3 separate regions of the Mus musculus genome follow, and regions 2 and 3 are each linked to region 1. A link is a contact called in ENCODE Hi-C or POLR2A ChIA-PET data. All regions are on one chromosome and are shown on one strand. Each heading gives the region's core, a stretch centred on a gene start or an enhancer-like site at or near the end of the contact. The rest is flanking DNA. Distances are from core to core; before and after follow the strand shown.

Region 1 (3,998 bases), core at 729-3,228:
TGTTAAGTGCTGATTCAGTTCTTGAGTTCCTCACCCTTCCAGCTCCAAACTGTTGTACCTCGTTGTGGACTCCGCTTCAGCCAGGAAGACCCGCATCATCCAGGCACCCCTGAAGTGAGGAAGAGGCAACGTGGGCGGGGCTTGTGTAGGGCAGGGGAAGCTAAAGGGCTCTTGGGGCTGAATAGCCAAGGGACAAGAGACGCAGAATTGCTCCAAGTACAGACCTCAGTTTCTGCTTGGGACATTGAGCTCCTGCTCTGACTTCCCAGATGATGGGCTGTAGCCTGTAAGACAAATAAAGGCTTTCTTCCCTAAGGTGCTTTTGATCACAGCAACAGAAACTGAACTAGAAATAGATGGCAAAGCCATCCTTACTTAAACTCAGATGAATTTCCACACCCAACTACAGTGCAATGTTACAGAACTCAGATGATGCATCCGACTCGGGGAGGAAATGAGGGGTGGAGGTTAGAGCTGTCACAAAATTGGAAGGTTATGAATGAAAACCTGAACCCACAACTGGTAGACAACCAAAGCTCCCCTCAGCCTCACTGTGTCAGACCACAAACAGCCACCAGGAGACAGTAGTACCTCCTTTTGCTGACTGGTTAGATCCTGAGGTAGCGCAAACCTCATGGTGGACCCCAGTTCAGGCAGGAAGACCCGCACCATCCAGGCACTCCTGAAGTGAGAAAGAGGCGACATGGGCGGGGCTAGATAGGCGGGACTTGTAGGCGGGGAAGCTAGAGGGCTCTTGGGGTGGAATAGCCAAGGGACGAGAGAACAAAATTGCTCTAAGTACAGACCTCAGCTTCAAGAGAAAAGAGGCGGAGCTCCGGGGTTGGGGGCCATGCCTGTGGGCGGGATGTGGAGAAAGGCGGCCCCCAAAAGAAGGCGGTGCTACGATAGAAAGGACCAAGAGGTGCTGAGGTGAGGAGGGTCAGCAGAGAATCCAGCAATCGGAGCTGTGGAGCGGCGGGCCGATAGAGCGCTCTGTGCTGGAGGGGTAGGTGGGAAGGGCCTAGATCTGTGGGAATGGTAAGGAGCGGGAGTGATGGGCCGTGGACCCGACGAAGTTGAGGATCCAGTGGGCATTGGGAGCCTGCGTGCGCTACACAGAAGAACGGAGGGAGCGCGGGTAGAAGATCTTGGTGAGGCCAGTTCAGGAGGGGCGTGGCTGGAGCTGGTGTAGAGGCAGGGTGGGGCCTGCACTGGTCTGAGAAGGGCCGGAGAAACGGAGATCGTTAGCTCGGGGCGTGGCCTGTGCCCAGACTAGGGAGTGAGGTGGGTTTGGCTAAGAGATGGGGCGGGCCCTTGGCAAAGCTGAAGGGCAAAGGGACTGACTGGATAAGGGTTTGGGGTGGGGCCTGAGCCCACTGATAGGTAAGGCTTGGTACTTGGGGCGGGGCACGGGTGGAGCCTGAGCAGAGCTGAGAGGAGATCTGCGTGATTGGGGCGGGGCAAAGGCGGACAGGGGCGGGACCTGAACCTAATTCAAATAGACTGGGTTGGGGCGGTGAGGGGGCGGGGCCTAAACCCAGCTGAGTGGTGAGGGAGGATCTTCTAGATTAGGGGCGAGGCAGGGGGAGGGCCAAGGCCTCAAAAAGGACCAAAGGGAGTGGATTCGGTAGGAGATCAGGGAGGTTCCGGAGACTAGCTCCGGAGAGATGAGGCAAACTTCGCTAGGCTAGGGGCAGGGCTTAAAGCCAGAGGTTCGGAAGAGGCGTACCTGCTAGAATGGGGGCGGGGCAGAGGTGAGGCCTAAAGCCAGAGGCGTGGTTAGGCCGTTAGAGTAGGGGCGGGGCCTAAAGCCTCAGGCGTGTTCAAGGGACCTGATTAGAGTAGGGGCGGGGCTTGGACCCCGCGAATAGTCTGAGGGCGTGGTTAGGCTGGAGTTCGGGGCGGGGCCTGAGGTCCCAGGCTGGGCTGGAGTTTGGGGCGGGACAGAGGCGGGGCTTGGGTCCGGTGAGGGGTGCGGGGCGGGGCGTGGGCTGCGGCGCGCTAGCTGAGCGTCCGGCCGAACACCGCCGAGGCCCGAGCCCACCCGAGTGTGCCCGAGCCGTCGGCCCCCGCCCGGGGCGATGGAGCAGGAACCCGGCGGGGCTGCCGCTGCGCTCCTGCGGCAGAAGAGGGCGGCGCTGCGGCGCAGGGGGTGCAGCTTTGAGAGTCCCAGGTACCGTTGCCCCGGAGGGGTGCAGCCTCTAGGGGTGGGAGAGGGGAGTAGGCCACGTGGGGGTTGGCGGTGTGAGGGGACAGAGTGTGGCGAGGCCGCGGCGTGGGAGGGAGTCGGCGCAGAGCCCAGTAGAGCGGCCGGGCCACGCTGAGGGAGTGCCCAGCGGGAGGGCTAGAGACCTGTGTCCGGCCGGCAGATGATGTGGACGTCCGAAGCCTCGGCCCTGTGACAGGCCCTGCACACTACGGCTCAGGGAGGTCTTGGGCTGTGGAGAACGCGACCTGCCTGCTTCTAAATGCTCAAGGACAAGGTCGGAACCCCTAAGCCCCCAAAAGGACACCCTTTAGGCTTCTCTTGCTTTCTATAATCCATCCTCGCACCCCAAGTGCCTGGCCACCTGCTGCCTATGGCCCCGCCCATCTGTGGTTGGGGTGGGGGGCACCCTGCATAGTTCCTAGGTCCTTTCTCTTTCCCAGGTTGTCCGTGCCCCTCCCGGACTTACCTTCCTTAACTGGCGCCCTCCTGAGGAACCAGCCTGGCCGTAGGTGAAGCTTGGCTGCTGCCGGACACGCCCTTCCCTTTGCGGCTCTTGCCCATGCCTATCCCCGGCTTACTCCCACCTCCAAGGAATTCCTTGTAACTTGAAATGGGTCCTGCTTCCAGGTGGACTCATTCCTTTCAGAATGACTCCAGCACCACCATCTGGGCCAGATTTTCATCAGTATTCTGTAATAATGGCCTTAGGGAGGGTATCCTGAAGCCAACCCCCTTCCTCCTAGCCTACTGCTGCCTGCACCCCTGAGTTTTTAATTGCCATAGCATGGGTAGGGACGAGGAAGAGAAAAAAGATGTAGGACTCTAACCTCCACTGAGGTGGAAAAGAGAGTTCATTTGCTAAGGCACAAAGCAAACCAGCCAAGATCCTTAAAGGAAGGTGTGATGCCCTTAATTGGCCTTTCTCAGACTCAGTCCTTGACACACTGCTCCAGCAGTTCTGATGCTGTGTGGTAAGGACAGATATCAAGGCTGCTCTAGCCGCTGCCCTAGCCTCTTCCCCATCACCACAGCTGCCTCAAGCCTGGCCCATCACAGAGCCTGAAGGGCTTGGGCACTCCTCCCTCAGGCTGTAGAACTGCTCATCAATTCTTTTTGAAAGTCTTTCTTGAACTCTAGGCTTAGCTTTGTGTGATCAGCACCTGGGCATCTGCCAAGAAGGTTCTAAATATTTGTGTGGTGACCTGAGTGGAACATTTCCCTTCCATAGGAGACCCAGGCAGCTAACAATCTCTATGGCTTGAGCATGAAGAATAGGAAGAGGTATACCAAGAGACTGGAGCAAAGAGAATCTCTCAGGTCTGAGGCAGCCTGCTTAGGACAGTGCTGCTACAGAACTTCCGGACATGAAGGAATGGTTCTGTAATGCAGCCCATGCAGTCCGGGAGCCACAGACACCTGTGGCTGTGGAACACCTCGCCAAGACACCTGAGTGTTGAGTTGTGCTTAGCCTTCAATGCAAGTAACCACATTGATCCCAGCACTACCCCCTCAGCCAGCATTAATTAGCTTTCTCAGGCTCAGTCCTTGACACATCTGCTCCAGCAATTCTGATAAGAGCCTTAGGAGGACTGAGAAATGCGTACCATAGTGGACAGTGCTGGCATAAAAATTAGACTTCCTTCCCCTTTGTCTTCATGACCATATTCTTCAAGAACTGAAATGACTTACAAGCCTCCAGGTGTTTTTGTTCTCTGATACACCATGACATTATCTAGTGGCTTGTGAGATAATTAGGATTAGCTTTTTTTTTTCTTTTTTTCTTCTAAAA
Region 2 (3,688 bases), core at 593-3,092, 170 kb after region 1:
TCATCTGCCGGGCAATGTTGACAATCTCATCAAAAGTAATGTTCCCACTGTGTTTAACTGCAGAAAGCAAGTACAGGGCCTTTTACAGCTTCCCCTGTCTTCTGAGATCATGGCTCCATTTTACCTATCGCTGGGCTGTTCCCATGCTTTCGGCACAGAGCCATCCACATGTAGGACAGCCCTGTTTCCTAAAAGCTGGGGCTCACTGTCAGCTCACCACTGGATTGCACCAGCCAACAATACTGGTCAGGTGCAGTGGCGGGTGGCTGGGGCACAAGCAAGTCCTCACCAGCAGCCCTAACACGATTTTAGGGATGGAAACAGATAAAGTTAAACCCCTGAGGCACTGTTTCATTTCTGCACCCAGGAAAGGGAACAGACAACAGACGCCTACTGTGATCTCATTCCACCCCTAGGTCCCAAGAAAGGGGTCGACACAGCTGAGTAGCACACTGCAGCGGAAACCCAGGGAGTGGGGCCGACTCACTGTTCTTCTGCTTCTTCCTGTCTCTCGGTGGCTCCTTGAGGGCTTTGATGATCAGGGCTGAGGCAGAAGGCACCACCTCGATCTGCAAAGAGACTTGATGTGAACACAGCCCAGAAAACCAACCACCACCAGACACGCTAAAGGGCCCCGAAAAAACAGCTCGGCTAGCTAAGGTGCTTCCTGCTGGCCTCACCTCCAGAGTTGAATCCCTAGCATGGCGGACTCCTGCACCCTGGCACCTACTACTGACTTACAGTGAACCCTGTCGTATAGCCCTCCCACAAGGATAAAATCCGATTCACCGGGACAGGGAAATCTTTGCCAAGACCCATGATTCCTGAGGGCTGCTATCTCAACCCTTCCCTCAACCCCCCACAGCAAGCAATGTAAATACCTGGGCCTGTCTGTTCTGGATGGTCAGTTTCACTGTAATTCTGAGACCCTTCCAGTCACCGGTAGCCTTGGCAATGTCATCGCCAACTTTCTTCGGAGACTGTAGAAATAATAGCATTCGTTACCATGTGCCCAAAGTTGAAGCCAGGACCTTCAAGCTCACCGCCAGCCCTCCTCACCGTCCCACAGGAGCCTGCCCACAATGGCTCCACATCCTTCTTCACTAAGACAACTCTGCAGTAAGGGCTAACAAAGCAAAACACTTTCTGCTGCAATGGGGAACCCTCGGAGCTTTAAACACTAGGTTCCCGTGCGTTACCCACGGAGGCTAGTGGATTTAAGCAAGTCCAATGGCTGCCTCAACCGGGCTGTGGCACGAGCCTCCGTGCACGTGTTATCTCAGTTTTCCTTTGCGTCCCAAGTCCCAGCACCCACATCCCGGCCTGCACCAGGGACATGGTGGCCTCTTCTGCCCTCCACGGGGACAGAACACATCTACAGGCCAAACAGCATGCACGTTAGAGGTCTACGGCTCGGGAGCGACGACTTACCAGACCCAGAGGACCGATCTTCGGGGCCAAGGCGGATGTGGCGCCGACCTCGCCTCCGGTGCACCTCAGGTACACTGAAGAAAAAGCAAAATCAGAACCTCTGCGGCGCAGGCCGCCCTGCGCGCTGCCGTCGGGCTTCAGATGTCCCGGGCCAGGCCTTACCCTAAGGCGCACGGGCCGCCAGAGCGTCGGGCTCCCTCCCCTCTTACACACGTGGCAGCCAAGGCCCAAGGGAGACCCGCCAGGCCCCGGGACAGCACCCGGGCGCGGCGAGGGCACGCACCGACTTTGACCTCGTTGGGGTCGAACTTGGGCGGCATGGTGGAGGCGGCTGGTGTCGGATGAACCCGGATTCGGGACGACCGAAGAAAGTTGCACCGTTGCCTCCTCCGAGCCGAAAGCCGAAAAGACGGATCCTGCTCCGCCCACGCCGGATATAGGCGGAAAAGCTCAGCTCTCGCGAGAACCGCTGGCCCCACCCAGTCTCTGGGCGACACCCTGGTCGCCCTGTTTCTTATGGGCAGGCGTCTGCGGCAGAGGACTGCAGAGCTTGGTCTGTGGGTGAGCTCGGGATTCGGAAGGGGTAAATGTTCGGAGCACCTTGCCTGGGCAACAGAGTAGGGCTGCACCAGAGGTCCTGGTTCCTGGTCCACGTTCCCTTCTCTTGACGGTGACTCTGGAGCCCCTGGGACCCAGCCCAGGGCCCCGCCCCTCCCCTAAGGGATCTGCACCTGACTTGAGCGACCCTAGTACCAGTGCCACCCTAGTACCCTCCTAACCTGTTTGCGGTATGTGCATGTTAGTTACAGAAACAAACTATTCGAGTCTAATCACGAGTCTTTAATTCTGCAATTCCTTGGTTTCTAGAATCTCGAGACTTTGTCATCCTGAGTTGCGTGTCTTTCTGAAATTTAAAGTTTCGGTGCTCACTTCTATGTTTGAAGGAGACCGGACACCAGCTCAGCTTTTGGGGGCCAATGGTTTGTATCTGTGGCCAAGTCTTCGGAGTGACTGGCCTACCTTGAGGTCCACCCAAGAATCGGAACATCGGTGGAGGACCTCCCCATCCACAGAGCCAGGTTAGCCGCTGGCCAGCCCTGCCAGGGAAGGATGGGTGTGGTTCTTCCCAGCCAAGCTGGACCATCAGGAAAGTTCAAACCAGAACTGAACGAGCCCTGCTGAGAACGGTGAGGGAGGGGGAATTGGCAGAGATAGTCATTGAAGAAGGTATTTGGAAATGTAGATCTGGAGGATGGGGGCGAGGGAGGCTAGTCATTAGTGAGCCATCTGTAAGGGATTTAAGTCGTGGCCATCAGATAGGGATGGAGGGAGCTGTCTCTCAGGAGTGCTGCAATTGAGTGCGGAGAGTCCTGAGCAGGCCCTGCAGGCCCAGCAACCTCCTCTGACAGCCCACGCCCACAAATGGAGACCTGAAATCCCTCAGGACCACATGTGTCCTCTACTGCAAGGCTCCTCCAGCCCTCTTCTCCTTAGCAACTGTAATAGTACCTGAGTGCATTTGTCATGTGTGTGGTACCCTGTGGCAGAGTCTATGGCATAGACCTGACATACATGAAGTCACTGACCCCACAGAGGCCAGCATTGGCAACATTGCTCCATATTACAAATGAGGAAACCGGCTCCGACCAGTGACACAAAGTGACACAGCTAATGTCTTAGGTGTCAGAGCCCATGCCGTGAGTTACACACTTCCTCCAAATGATTATGTCCTTCCTATTGCTGGCCCTTAGACAGCACTGGAAGTTGCAGCCAGCTATGGGCAGCCAGCTACTGAATTCAGGACACAATGATTAACTTGGCTAAACTGGGAGGTCCAAGGAGCCGTGCAAGCGGCACAGGATCAGGACTTGAAAGGCAAGTGTCCCAGCCTGGTGTTTCTACAACCCAGGTCATATCACCAGATGAATGACCTTACTCAGCATCGGATTCTCCACGGGGCTGTAAGGAGAACCAAATGAGCAGTAGCTGGAAGCCTGCTAAGGTGCCTGAAGATTGCATTTTGATTTTTGCTTAACTCATAGATCTCTCTAGTATTGATATAGTTGAGTTCCCCCAAGTCACGGCTACCTCCAGTTTGGTCTTGATGGTTCCATCCTGACAATTTCCAGAGCTGGAAGTGACTCATCAGCTGAGTCTGTCCAGAGTCTTCAGAGAACATCCTTGGAAGGCACCTGGGGGAATCTTCCCTTGGTGGGGGAAACGCTTAGCACTGGGAGGGTGATGCCGGCGCCGCAGA
Region 3 (4,199 bases), core at 721-3,220, 240 kb before region 1:
AACCTGGGTCCTCTACCAGAGCAGTATGTACTATTAACTGCTAAGCCATCTCTCCAGCCTCCTCAACATTCATCTTCCATAAAGAAACTGAGGCATGCAAAAAAGTAACTTGCATGTGTGCACACAGTTAGCTGCTGGCACAGCCAGACCGTGAACTCAGGCAGCAAGTCCTCTAAGCCTTATAGTAATTTATATTTAGAAAAACAACTATAGTACTTGTTTTTTTTTAAATTTATTTATTATTATATGCAAGTACACTGTAGCTGTCTTCAGACACACCAGAAGAGGGCAACAGATCCCATTACAGATGGTTGTGAACCACCATGTGGTTGCTGTGATTTGAACTCAGGATCTTTGGAAGAGCAGTCAGTGCATGTGCAGTGTATGTGCAGGTGATGCACACGCATGCAGAGGTGGCCAGAGGAGGATGTCAAGTGTCCTGCTTTATACTCTCCATCTTATCCCCATGAGATAGGGTCTCTCACTGAATCTGCTAGCCAGCAAGTCACAGCAAGTCTCCAGTTTCCATCCCCCAAATCCTAAGCATTAGGGTTACCTCTACAAGCACGTCCATTTTCTTTCTTTCTTTCTTTTTCTTTTTCTTTTTTTTTTTTTTTTTTTGGTTTTTCGAGACAGGGTTTCTCTGTGTAGCCCTGGCTATCCTGGAACTCACTTTGTAGACCAGGCTGGCCTCGAACTCAGAAATCCGCCTGCCTCTGTCTCCCAAGTGCTGGGATTAAAGGCGAGCGCCACCACCGCCTGGCTACGTCCATTTTCTTATGCGTGTCCTGAGCACTCCACTTTACGCTAGACCATCACTCCTAACTTTATAGCCATCTACCCAAGCTTCCTCAAGCTTGCGCTCAGCTCTCAGCCTCTCTGGATTCCAAATTTTCTAAAAGAATCCTCACACCATGCATCTCTTGTTTTATCTAAGGGAAACAGTTTAAGACTATCCTTCGGGCATCACTGTGTTCTTCATGCAAAATAGCAGACGTTTGCCTCAGAGATCCCCTATTCCCTCACCTCACTCTTAAAGTGGTTTAATTTCTGCTGATTCTCTTGTTTTCCTCTCCCTCTTCTTTTAAATAGTGCAGTATCTAAATCTTTCCATAAGCGACGCCATAGCAGCAAAAATTACGTTATCAAAATGATCTTGTCTACAAGTCCAAAGAGCATCCTACCCTCCTTTCTCTTGTAGGCGTAACAGAATTTTGCTGTGGTTCTGACTTTAGGGATTCACAGCCACCCACTGGCTTCCACGGTCTTTGTAACTTAGTATCTCTGCCTTTAAGCCAGATGATTTAAGCTCTACTCACTGCGTTTGCCTGGCCCAGCCATAAAAGGGTCTGGGTGCAGGGAGACAGCTTCCAGGCCCATTCTCCCTGCTTTGAACGCTATGGTCTTGGGCAAGACCCTCTTCAGGCCTAACTTTTACCTGTTGTGAAAACCATGGGTCAGTCTCAAGGACCTCGAAGTGTGTTATTGGATTGACTGTGATTGTCAATTTGACAGATTTAGAATCACATAAAGAAACCTAGGGATAGGTTTGTGAAGAATGGGACTAAGGTGATGATGTCTTGCTCACAAAGCCTTTTTTTTTTTTTTTTTTTTTTTTTTTTTTTTTGATGTTGTTGTTGAAAACGATAAACTCTAGGTAGGAATTTAAGAAGGACACTGGGTGAGGCCTGGAAGGATGTTTGTAGACTGAGTCTATTTCTAGGCAGGGGGTGGGCGTGGCGGGCGGCTGAGCCCGACGAGAACAGCAGAGCATCCTTGCAAGCCTGAGCGTCTGCAAGACCGAAGCGCAGGCCGCGGCTGGTGGGGTGGGGGGTGGGGGGGTGGGGGGAACGGGGACCGCTGCTGCAGCGGCTGCGCACTGGTGCAACCAGCCGGTTCATTTGCGTGTCTCCGCCCCTACGGCAAGCTGGTTGGAGAACCCTGGTATGGTGCCGCGCGCCGATTGGCTGAGCCGGCCGCCGCTCAGGCCCAGGAGTGGACGGTTCCTACTGCGGCTGGGCACCGGCTGGGCTCCCGCGTCGGCCTCGCGTTTCAAGCTTGCGCCTGGCTCAACCTCAATCCGGCCCCGGTCTCGGAACGAAGGCGCCGCTGCCGCTGGGCCTCTCGCAAGACCATGAAGAAGCGGTGGCAGCCACTGCGGCCCTCGTCAAGGTGACCAGCCCGGACTACAGCGGTGAGAGGAGCGGCTGGCGGGGCGGGGCCCTGGGCGCGAGCCGCTGCAGGTGCGGGGGGCGGAGGGGGGGGGAGAATGGGGGCGGGCGGGGCGGGATCCCCGGCCGGAGGGGGTGGGGCGGGGCCTCGGCTCGAGGGTGGGACCTCGGCTTGGGGTTGGAGGGGGGGGCGGGACCATGGCCAGCTCGGGTCCCAGGGACGCGAATGACAGCGTGTGGTTGTCGGGGAGATGGCGGAGCGGGGGGGGGGGGTGGTGGTGGTGGTGGTGGTGTTGGGGGGGAAAGGGCGCAGGTGCAGGAGGCGGGTCCCGCGGCCTGATGGATTGGGGGCGGAGCCTGGGCGCGAGGCGTGGGGTCTGGAGGGAGCTCAGGTCTCTGGGACCAGAAAGGGAACCTGTGTGTAGGTTAGCGGCGGGGAAAGGGCTCAGGTGCGAGGGGCGGGGCATGGGGTGGCAATGGGAGGGGCTGCAAGGAGAGTCTAGGGAAAAGCACAGGTGCAGTGGGCGGGGCTGGGGAAACCCTGTAGGGGCGGGGGCGGGGGGAGGCAGGGGGCGGGGCTGAGGATCATTGGCAGGTCCGGAAGCAGGGCTGCAGGTGAGGACTAGCCTGAGGGTGAGTGGGACCCTTTTTGGAGAAGGAAGAAGCTGCCCTCTCCGCCGCCGTCTTGGGGCTTTGGGTTTTCTGCAGGCTCTGGAGGCATCCATGGTTGTCTCTTGGAGGGGCAGGCCAGGGCAGCCTGTGTCTTTGCTGAGTCGTACAAGGATCGCAGCTGCCCTGGTTAATAGGCCGACTGCTTTCCTGAGCCAAACCGAGCCCTAAGTGGGCACACTGCCTTTGTTGTTGTTGTTGTTGTTTTTGTTTTACTCCCCTGTTGCTGTTGAAGGAGCTTGGCTGGATTTCGGGGTGGTTAGGTTTCATTGGTTGATCAGCTGTTGGAAAATGTGTGCTCTTCAAGAGTAGTCGTTGATGCTATGCTCGGAAGGGTTCTGGATCTCATGGTAGCAGATGCTCATGCAGATCTTCACAGTGCTGGTCTCAAAAAGATAGAAAAGGCAGCGTGGTGGGGGCGAAGAGGCGGAATGAGAACTTGGCTCTTTGGAGCTGGGACAGACACCTGGGAGTTATTTTTGCCTTTTTGTGTGTTTTGTTGTTGTCAAAGTGACCATCCCTGGTGCCTAATTGTGACCTTCCAGGGCCAGAGGGGAATTCCTTGTCAAGAGGTGAGTTAAGGTCTCTTTCTTGCCGGGCAGTGGTGGCGCACACCTTTAATCCCAGTACTTGGGAGGCAGAAGCAGGCAATTTCTGATTTCGAGGCTAGCCTGGTCTACAGAGTGAGTTCCAGGACAGCCAGGGCTACACAGAGAAACCCTGTCTCAAAAAAAAAAAAAAAACAAAACAAAACACACACACACACACACACACACAAAGAAAAAGAAAAAAGAAAAAAAGAAAAATAAAAGTCTCTTTCTCTTGAGAGTTTGAATCACATTTGTGTTGGGGAATTCCCTCCTCCAAACTAGAGGTGGTTTAGATTATGGTACTCCCTGTGCAGCCTTGGGCAGGAATGCAGCCTGGGGAGCCATGATGAATGGAAAGGGAAGCGTGTTTCCCTTGTTGGCTGACCTTTGGACCCCAGGTCCAGTGTGGATCTTAGCTGATGGGCTAGGCCTATAGTAGAGCCCATTGGAATACTCCCACTACCAACTTGATTCTGCCACGTTTCAGAAAGAAGACTTTAGGATGAAGAGCACGGCAGACCTTCATTAGGTATTTATGGAGACAGAAGGGAGAAATATGGTAGGGCCTCTGTGCTCCAGAAGTACCCTTTATCTGTGTGTGACCTTTGGGTGCCTTGTGTTTCCTCGAGAGTGCTTGGCTAATCTAACCTGACATGCTTTCACCCTGGGTTATATGGACTGAAGACAAGGTGCAGAAACTTCTTTGCTAGCTTGCATTTGCCTTCATTTTAGAAACGTGGGACTTTTGGGGGGACCAAATACCATGATG

The links. Hi-C counts contacts between places; a loop is a spot of excess contacts on that map. ChIA-PET counts read pairs that join two places held with the same protein, here RNA polymerase II (POLR2A).
Region 2: a loop to region 1 is called in a map of T-helper 2 cell, with 2.6 times the contacts of the local background. The contact joins the promoter of Rpl12 here to the promoter of Garnl3 in region 1. A Hi-C loop is called at or near these places in 1 of 37 maps with a recorded cell type or tissue (T-helper 2 cell). POLR2A ChIA-PET finds 5 or more read pairs at or near these places in 4 of 5 experiments (Patski and embryonic stem cell).
Region 3: POLR2A ChIA-PET joins it to region 1 with 35 read pairs in embryonic stem cell. The contact joins the promoter of Ralgps1 here to the promoter of Garnl3 in region 1. POLR2A ChIA-PET finds 5 or more read pairs at or near these places in 4 of 5 experiments (Patski and embryonic stem cell).

The regions. Positions count from the first base shown.
Region 1 is chr2:33,128,599-33,132,596 of GRCm38, reverse strand. Garnl3 (GTPase activating RANGAP domain-like 3) reads left to right here and starts at 1,978. Exons shown (of 30, transcript NM_001355200.1): 1 at 1,978-2,173. The coding sequence starts at 2,082.
Region 2 is chr2:32,959,866-32,963,553 of GRCm38, reverse strand. It overlaps Rpl12 (ribosomal protein L12), which reads right to left and starts at 1,842. Exons shown (of 7, transcript NM_009076.3): 1 at 1,715-1,842; 2 at 1,432-1,505; 3 at 882-980; 4 at 488-569; 5 at 1-57. The coding sequence starts at 1,751. Lrsam1 (leucine rich repeat and sterile alpha motif containing 1) reads left to right here and starts at 1,913. Exons shown (of 26, transcript NM_199302.3): 1 at 1,913-1,992; 2 at 2,299-2,510. Snora65 (small nucleolar RNA, H/ACA box 65) reads right to left here and starts at 253; the gene lies at 136-253.
Region 3 is chr2:33,369,265-33,373,463 of GRCm38, reverse strand. It overlaps Ralgps1 (Ral GEF with PH domain and SH3 binding motif 1), which reads left to right and starts at 1,970. Exons shown (of 20, transcript NM_175211.5): 1 at 1,970-2,194.